Linked DNA regions of Homo sapiens: region 1 is linked to region 2. The links are chromatin contacts, found by Hi-C in ENCODE. All regions are on one chromosome and are shown on one strand. Each heading gives the region's core, a stretch centred on a gene start or an enhancer-like site at or near the end of the contact. The rest is flanking DNA. Distances are from core to core; before and after follow the strand shown. Region 1 has its middle 27 kb from the start of MIR593. Region 2 has its middle 25 kb from the start of ZNF800.

Region 1 (4,739 bases), core at 1,297-3,796, 690 kb after region 2:
TACATCAGGCAGAATCAGAGTTTATAGGCAATCGGTGCTTTTATCTGGGAAAATATAGCTCACCCATCTTCACACCATCCATCCTGCAGGCAGCAGGCCTTATCTTCCCCAGCACCAGTGTCTTTGGGGAAATAATTATGCAATTAAAGTGTCAGCCCACCAACCACCCACCAACCACGCCCCCACCCCCACCCTGGGATCTTCCAACCACATCTTCCAGCTTCTGTCATTGGCTTCTTCCCCAAGGTAGAACAAGCCATGGGTCCAGGACAGGGTGGCTGAGGTACCAGACAGATGCTGGTCACTGTCTCCATTGGGCCAGGGAAGATCCTGGTGGGCTCAGAGAAAATATCTTAGGGCCAGCAAGCACTCCATAAACACCAAGGATCTGCTATGGGCCAGGCACTGTGCTGGGAGCCTGGGACCCTGTCACAATTTTGTAACAGTCATGATGCAGGCAGGGAAGGGAAAAGCTCTGGCAAAGGTCAATCCAGGGAGCTGAAGGGCCACAGAGGAGGAGTTTGGGGTGGGGGGGAGTGTGGCACTGTACTCTGGAGGCAGGCAGGTGACACAGGGGAAGGTTTGAAGACAAGTGTGTCCTAGAGGGGAGGTGCCAGCCCAGGTCATGTTTCTGATTGGAGCACTGAGACAGGCATATTACAGGACGTGGTAGCTGTCCTCAGACACTGAATGTTAGTGCCAAAACTGTCCTTAAATATTATGTAGTCTGGCCCATCATTTTATGTATTCCTTTAACATATCAGATACTATATCATCAGTCAGGGGTCCAGCAGGAAACACAACACATTCCATTCAATAAAGGAATATGCACAAAAGCATATGGGCAGAGTTTAGGGAAATCAACAAGAGATGGTACAGTACCCGGGGCCAGCAAGAGAGAGCAGTGGTTACCACCCAGAGGCCTGAAGTAGCAGAGACTGGACACAGTTAATGGCACCCTTTGAGAGGAGCTGCATGAGGGCCATCAGGCAGCTGACCTGGCTTGCTGTCACCTGAAAAGTTGAGCAAAGAAGGCCTAAGTGAATGAGACACGTTTTGAGGGGAGAAAGGAGCCAGGGGAGTAAAGCCCTGCTCTCCTCTCCTGCTCCCTTACCCCTGCCAGCGCCTCTCCATACTGCTCCCTCGCCCCTGCCAGCGCCTCTCCATACTGCTCCCTCGTCCCCTGCCAGCGCCTCTCCATACTGCTCCCTCGTCCCCTGCCAGCGCCTCTCCATACTGCTCCCTCGTCCCCTGCCAGCGCCTCTCCATACTGCTCCCTCACCCCTGCCAGTGCCTCTCCATACTGCTCCCTCACCCCTGCCAGTGCCTCTCCATACTGCTCCCTCATCCCCTGCCAGCGCTCCCTCATCCCCTGCCAGCGCCTCTCCATAATGCTCCCTCACCCCTGCCAATGCCTCTCCATACTGCTCCCTCACCCCTGCCAGCACCTCTCCATACTGCTCCCTCACCCCTGCCAGCACCTCTCCATACTGCTCCCTCGTCCCCTGCCAGCGCCTCTCCATACTGCTCCCTCGTCCCCTGCCAGCGCCTCTCCATACTGCTCCCTCGTCCCCTGCCAGCGCCTCTCCATACTGCTCCCTCGTCCCCTGCCAGCGCCTCTCCATACTGCTCCCTCGTCCCCTGCCAGCGCCTCTCCATACTGCTCCCTCGTCCCCTGCCAGCGCCTCTCCATACTGCTCCCTCGTCCCCTGCCAGCGCCTCTCCATACTGCTCCCTCGTCCCCTGCCAGCGCCTCTCCATACTGCTCCCTCGTCCCCTGCCAGCGCCTCTCCATACTGCTCCCTCGTCCCCTGCCAGTGCCTCTCCATAGCCATCACCAACCAGAAGCCAGAGATGGAGGGAGTCTGCTGGTGCCACCCAGTCAGATCTGCCTGCAGGGCAGAGAGCAGGGTGGAGGGCCAATCTGGATGTGCAAACGGGAGCCTGCCAGCATAGGCACAGATTGGGAATGATCAAACAATCTGGTCATTTGGCAAAAATAGAACAGTACACCAATGGCTGTAATTTTTATGTCTCTATAGTGCAACTTTGTAGGTTTTCTCATCGCACATTTTTGGCTCACCACAACCTATACTCAGTGTCAGCTTTGACAATCTTACATGACACTGTGCTCTGTTTCACAGCTAGGGAGCCTGCATGATACAGTGGAAAAGAATTCCATGAGGCCATGTAGATGGGTTGGAGGCAGGTGAGATGGCAGTCCTGACGCAAGTGCGGAACATGCCCACCCTGAGGTTCTGCATGTCTCTTTTTGACATGTACCCCCCGCAAATTCCTCACATGCTCTCATAAAAGGACGGGGTAGGACATCTATAGCAATATTCCTTGAGGTGGTGGGAGATGGAGGGCCCACTCCAGGGAGACTGGTTGGGTAAGATGCAACAGAAGCAAACCATGGGACTCAGTAGCAGGAAGGAAACTGTGGTTCACATAGAGCATGCAAGAGTTCAAAGCAGAGCTGAGTAGAAAGAGGAAGACAGAAGTGAGATTTGTAATTCTGAACCACTCAAATAGGTTAAAAATAGCACTCACAGGCAACAAACGCATACGCATGCACACACACACACACCATTTTGCACTCTTACAAACCAAAACACTTTAGAATGGTTGGCTTTTGAAAGGAGAGGGAGAGGAGAGGAATGGCATTGAAAAAGGATAAACAGCCCCCTAAATAAAAAGAAGAGAGCCTAGACTCAAGAGACAGAACACACCTGGGCTTCCATCAAAGAAGCTGTACTGTGTGTGACCTTGGGTAGGCGTGTTACTGAGTTGTTTCATCTTGCAAACAGGAGGAAACGGTAATAAATAGATCCCGAGGCATGTCAATGTGACCTAGCTAGACCTGTCTGAGACGCTGATCCACCAAGACCTGTTCCCAGGTGGGTTGACAAAGGCCTGTGTCCCAACAAGTGTAGGGCAAAGGGCAGCCTGGGCCACTTGGAGGTGACCCAGCAGCAGCTGTGTATATGTGGTCAACATACGCGACACATCCAGAGCTCTGACAAAGCCCCTCAATCCAAAAATATGTCTCGCTGCCAGCATCAGGGGTTCCTTTCTTTGAGCTAAAGCCTCTTCTGTATCGGGGGAACCCGCCCCCAGTATTTCAACGTAGGCTCTTTCTATTTTCCATAAGTGTCAGCCAGCTGAGAAATAAGGAGAGAGTACAAAGAGAGGAATTTTGCAGCTGGGCCGCCGGGGGCGACATCACATATCGGTAGGACCGTGATGCCCACCTGAACCTCAAACCAGCAAGTTTTTTATTAAGGGTTTCAAAAGGGGAGGGTGTCTAAGAACAGGGAGTAGATCACATGCTTCAAAGGGCAAAAAGGAGAACCACTGATAAGGGTCTGTCTTCAGCAGTGCACATATTGTCTTGATAAACATCTTAAACAACAGAAAACAGGGTTCGAGAGCAGAGAGCTGGTCTGACCACAGATTTACCAGGGCCCGGTTTTTCCCCACCCTAGTAAGCCTGAGGGTACTGCAGGAGACCAGGGCATATCTCAGTCCTTATCTCAACCACATAGGATAGACGTCCCCAGAGCGGCTGTTTATAGACTCCCCCCAGGAATGCATTCCTTCCCCAGGGTATTAATATTAATATTCCTTGCTAGGAAAAGAATTTAGTGATATCTTCCCTACTTGCATGTCCATTTATAGGCTCTCTGCAAGAAGAAAAATATGGCTCTTTTTGCCCTACCCCTCAGGCAGTCAGACCTTATGGATGTCTTCCCTTGTTCCCTAAAATCGCTGTTATTCTGTTCATTTTCAAGGTGCACTGATTTCATATTGTTCAAACACACATGTTTTACAATCAATTTGTACAATTAACACAATTATCACAGTGGTCCTGAGGTGACGTACATACTCAGCCTATGAAAGTAACAGGATTAAGAGATTAAAGTAAAGACAGGCATAAGAAATTATAAAAGCATTATTTGGGAACTGATAAATGTCCATGAAATCTTCACAATTTATGTTCCTCTGCCACGGCTCCAGCCAGTCATTCCATTCGGGGTCCCTGAGTTCCTGCAACACTTCTGCACAGAAATGCAAAATACACACACACACACCCCACCCCGCCCCTAGGACTCATTTTGTTAGCGATCATTAACAGTTTCAGCCATTAGCTCTCAAGTTGGTTTGAATTTGTTGGTAGGATTAGCTCCCTATCACCTGAAAAGCTGAGAAAAGAAGGCCTAAGGGAATGAGACACATGTCTGAGAAGAGACAGAAAGAGAGAATGTGTGTGTGTGTGTGTGTGTGTGTGTGTGGCAACTACTGAAGGTGGGTAGGATGCTAGGGGCCTGGGTTCCCCAGGGAAGGCCCTGGGTTTGAAAAGAGCCCCAAATGAAGCCAGGATTGCTGAAGACAAGCATGTGAGTTTGCCAAGAGCTGCCCAGGGGTCTGAGGTGTCAGTCCACCCCTCTGCTCCCCACTCAGGTAGGGGCAGGTCCGGAGCTGCAGCATGACAGGGAATTTCAGGCCCGGAGGTCTTCCCACTTGTCACCTCTGTTTCTTCTTCTCTGCCCAGGTGGTGCACATTCTGAAAGGCTCAGATTTCTTTCATTCAACCTCCTTTCTTCCTATTTTTTCTTATTGTCTGGCTCTTTCCTGCAGAAGGAAGGAGAAGAACTGGGTGTAAACCTTGACTCTGAGCTGAGGGCTCAGATGCTGGCTGAACTTCTCATTTGCACCAGGTGTAGGAGGGAAGTGGG
Region 2 (4,634 bases), core at 1,154-3,653:
TTGTGTCATTTCACAATGTGAAATGGTGTCAAGCTTGTGATGGAGACAGCTGCCACCTTGTCCTGCCCTGAGATACCACAGGGCATGCACCAGATTCTGGCCCTCCTTGCACCTGCACCCGGGACCTGGTTCCTGGCCCAGGCAAAGGGCGGCACTGGTCATAGGTAAGACTAGGAAGGAGATAGCAGGGCAGGCCTAGGGCACCAGGGGCTGGAGAGCAGGCAGCCAGAGAACCTGTCCAGGGGAGGTAGGGAGGCAGCACTTTGGGTAAGTCTAGGCCCCATGTCTCCAGCAAATGCTCCGTTGTCCTATCAGACTTCACTTGCAAAACACAAAATCAAATATAAAATTATTGAAGTTTTAAGACAGCAGCCACAGAGCATTAAACCCCAGGTGCAGGGACTCCACAGAAAAGGGAACAATGTTTTCATACAAGTAGATCTTTGTGGTATTTCTTCAATCATGTGTCATCATAAGAGACACCAAAACATCCTGCAAAGAGTATAGGATTTGGAGTGAGAAGATCTGGAGTGAGAAGATCCAGATTTGTGTCCTGAGTTTCAGACTTACTTTATCATTAAAGAAATGATATTATCATTAAACTGTACAAAACCATGCATTTTCCATCTTATGATCGTCTCATATTAGGTGGTATCCTCTAACAGCTAAATGGAATAAGGTTAGTGTCACAGAGACCATGAGCTAGCTACCAAAATCTATTCATCTCATCTTTGGGTACAGAATAGACTAGATTTCCCAGACTTTCTTACAGATAGGTGGAGTCCTATGACTGATTTCTCTCCAATGGAATGTGACCAGAAATGACATATGCTACTTCAAAGCCAGGCCCAGAAAAATCTCCCACAACTGCTTCTCGGTGCCCTTCTTAGACTGGTTGTAGGTGATAACAGGGCCCTAGAAAGAGGAATTCTTAACTGGGGCACATGGAACCCCAGAAATTCTCTAGATAGAATTCAGGGACTCTACGATTTAGATGAGAAAAATCTTTAAATTTTTATTTCACTAATCTGTATTTGGGATGTAGCATTTCTTTTCACTATTAATATAAGCAACAAAGCACAGTGTGATGAGCAGTAACTGACTCTTTAACCAATAAAAATCACCAGTGCTGTCATATTTTATTACAGTTGCTGCAGACATCTCAAAATACAATGTATTTTCATCACTACTATGATATTAGAGTAATAATTAGATCCACTGCTAATTATTATTTAAGCATGAAATAAAAGCACATACTATACATGACAAATTAGATCTTTTAATATTTTTAAAACTATATTTCAACATAGTTTTCATTATGTCATCTTAACATTTAATTTTATGCATTTGTAAACATTATTCCAAGAAGGAAATCTTGAGGCTTGACCAGACCTCCCAACATGGCCCATGACACAAAAAGTTTAGAAACCCTGATAGGATTACGCTAAAGAGAAAAAAATCTACACAGGAAAAAAAAAAGGTTATTTACTATGTGATCCCATCTAAATGACACTGTGGAAAAGGCAAACTTATCAGGACAGAAATCGGTGAGGAAGGAAGGGGACTGTCTACAAAGAGGCACACGAGTACTTTTTGAAGCAATGGAAATATTCTATATCTTGAATGTGATAGTGGTTACACAACTGTATACATTTGTCAGAATTCATTGAACTGTACACTTAAAAAGACAGAATTTTAATATATCTAAATTATACCTAAATTTTGTAAATTTAACTTTTAAAAAACAGCCCTGCTAGAAGATAGCAGGGTCACAAGATTAAAGGAGCTGGCATGTTGTCTTCAAGGGGAGCCACCCACTAACCTGAACAACTGCCCAGGGCTGTCATGTGAGAGAGAAATCAACTTCTATTGTGCTGAGTTTGTGTACTTGAGTTTATTTGCTACCAAATAAACTTAGACTACCCTTACACATTTAGGAAGAGTATTTTGTACGGCATAATACAAATGTTGGAATGAGAATATAATGCTCCTGATGCTGTTAGTCAAGAGGTTTGCATAATTTGGACAACCACTTAACTTCTCTGAACTTCAATTTCCCCATCCATGGAATGAATGGAATTGATAGTAACCACCCACCCCCGCCCCCCGCCGTACCCCCTTGCAGTATGTTGTAAAGATGAGAGACTGGACTGCATAAATCTTAGCCTAGAGCACCCAACAAATGAAAAGCTGTTATTCAAGTAGCCACCTATTCTGATTATATTTGGAGCATTACCTACCGTATTGGTAGTCCCAGCCCTGTAAAATCTAATATTACACTTTCTTTAGCAAAACTATTTCTCGAGGTTTCATCCTCTTTTTTTAGCAAGTGATTTTCATATCTCAAAGTTAGTTGAGATGTTCAAGACCATCTGATCCAACCCTTTCATTTTCTATTTCTACTTAGGGTAACAAAATGAAAGCAAGCGCGTGGCCTTCTTCTGAGTGACAGAACTGGCAGCTCAGAGCCACTGCTGAAAAAGAAGATCCAGAAAATCCCCACATTTTGAGTCACAGCTGCAGCTGCTGAGGGCCAAGATACTATCCCACAGGGCTCCACCATTCTTGAAGAACTAAGGAGGAAAGACCTGGGAGAGGAGAGGTCACAATTTGGGAGGCTACACTTGTATTAAAATGAGGCTATTCTCTTCCTTTACCTCTAGGAAGCCAAAGAAAGTTCATCAGAGAGATTGAGGATTCCCAAACTCCCCCAACCTCAACTAAGCTAGGGACTAGAGCTAGCGTCTTATCTAAGAGTGGATCAAGAACTTGATTAGCAAAGGGCCTGATGCTGCTTCACAGACTGATGATAGATCTTAGAGGTTTGCCTGTGAGGGGCAACCTGCATTTCCACTATCAGCAGCAACAAGGATTCTTGGATGCCTGTGGGCCAAGATGACACTGCTAAAGGAGCCTGATCCTTAGCGATCTACTCCACTGAACAATGGCCAAAGAGCCAATGGGACCCCAACAGCAAGAGGCAAGTGGCGGGAACCAACTGGGACAGGGGCTGCAGACATGATAGCTGTGGAGTCCAAGCCAGATCCCCAATGCCAGGGACTATGCAAAGACGAGGTCCCTATTAGCACCCTTACAGGAACCAACAAACGCACCTCAGAGAATCCGTATGCGCTTGCTACCAAAAATGCAAATGTGTTAAGCACCAGTCAGTGTTAGAGAATCAGTAACTCAGTCACAACAAATGGAGTGGAAACTACTACCTCACCATAAGTCATTCTGTAAGAAGACCTCTGCTTCTACCTTTCCCACTCACTTCCCACCCCAGCACCAGAGGGGAAGCAGTGAGAAAGGAGGGATGAAGAGAGGTGTCTCACATAGTATCCACTTTGTGTGCTCTCTCCACACTCCTGCCAGCCATGCCCAAACCACCACTCCAGCTTCTGCCACCACCACAACTGCCACCACCACCACCATTACCACTACCATCACCACCACCACCATCACTGCACTATTGCCACTATCACTACCATCGCTACCACCATTATTACCACCACTATCACCACCAGCACCAGCACCACTACACCATTGCCACCATCACTACCATCACCACCACCACTACCACCACTACTATCATCACCACCATCACCACCACCACCACATCATTGCCACCTTTACTACCAGCATCACCACCACCACCACCACAACACTACCGCTACTACCATACCACAACCACCACTGTCCCCACCATCACTATCAGTACCAAGCAGCCTAGAGCCAGAGGTCTTACTGGTATATGTGAGGGGGTGGATAGAGATTTGGGCCTAGCATGAGTTTAATACTTAAAAACAAATACTACTGAATCTTAAAACATGTTTAATAAACTGTTTTAACAAATGTGTGTCTTCAAAGTTGTGGAAGTGCACTATTATGCCTCAAAGGAGCCCATTACCCAAAGACAGAGCATCACTTGAAAAAATAAAACCATTTCATGTTTATACCCACAACAAATTGGGACTTTTTGATAGAATGAATAATAAATTCAATAAGTTGACATTCGCTGAGCACCAAGTATATCTCAAGAAATTTAAGGCTGGCATTCGTTTAAACACGATCTCTTTCATACCTAGGAGAACCTCCTTGTTGTAATAGCTTCCAAGCCAAGGTAAGCCAATGAATTCTTCCCAATTCTAATGATAAAATAATTGGTTTGCCAATGGACTATGTGTAAATGTGTCTTAACAAGCACAGTTACTGGTCAGGCAATCATTAATGCCTCATAAATTAAGAGCAGGAGGCAGGAACAAGCGGTCCAGTAGATCTCAGAGCTTTGCCAGGGAACTACTCACCAGGGCATTACCTTGTTGGTTAATGAATGCCCACACAGCAGAAAACGTGGGATGCAAACATTGCTTCTTGCCACTAATGCATTTAATTAGTGGATGATCAGTATTCATTTGCAGAAAATAAGCACATCTGTTCTGAGACATATATTAGTGACAAAAGCAAAGTCACAACCAGATGCTTCCCTCTGGGTTTTGATGGTGGTAGTGGTGGTGCTTTGGTTTGTTTTTTTGCTCTTGTATAGACAAAAGTTCACCGTGAAATGACTCACCAAAACAGAAACTGAAAAACAAAAGTTAAGGATAAATTCATCATAATCCTTCATCAATCCC

Evidence for each region. Hi-C counts contacts between places; a loop is a spot of excess contacts on that map. Pooled maps may share reads with other maps.
Region 1: a loop to region 2 is called in a pooled map, with 2.7 times the contacts of the local background. The contact joins two enhancer-like sites. A Hi-C loop is called at or near these places in 3 of 37 single-sample maps with no recorded cell type and 3 of 50 pooled maps.

The regions. Positions count from the first base shown.
Region 1 is chr7:128,106,410-128,111,148 of GRCh38, forward strand. No RefSeq gene overlaps it. Among named protein-coding and RNA genes, the nearest start is that of MIR593, 27 kb to the left of the region's middle. RefSeq lists an enhancer at 1,984-2,063. Within about 2 kb of position 2,547, at least 7 of the 41 ENCODE cell types and tissues checked have a DNase peak (open chromatin) inside an H3K27ac peak, as active enhancers do.
Region 2 is chr7:127,415,113-127,419,746 of GRCh38, forward strand. No RefSeq gene overlaps it. Among named protein-coding and RNA genes, the nearest start is that of ZNF800, 25 kb to the left of the region's middle. RefSeq lists an enhancer at 2,337-2,586. Within about 2 kb of position 2,404, at least 2 of the 41 ENCODE cell types and tissues checked have a DNase peak (open chromatin) inside an H3K27ac peak, as active enhancers do.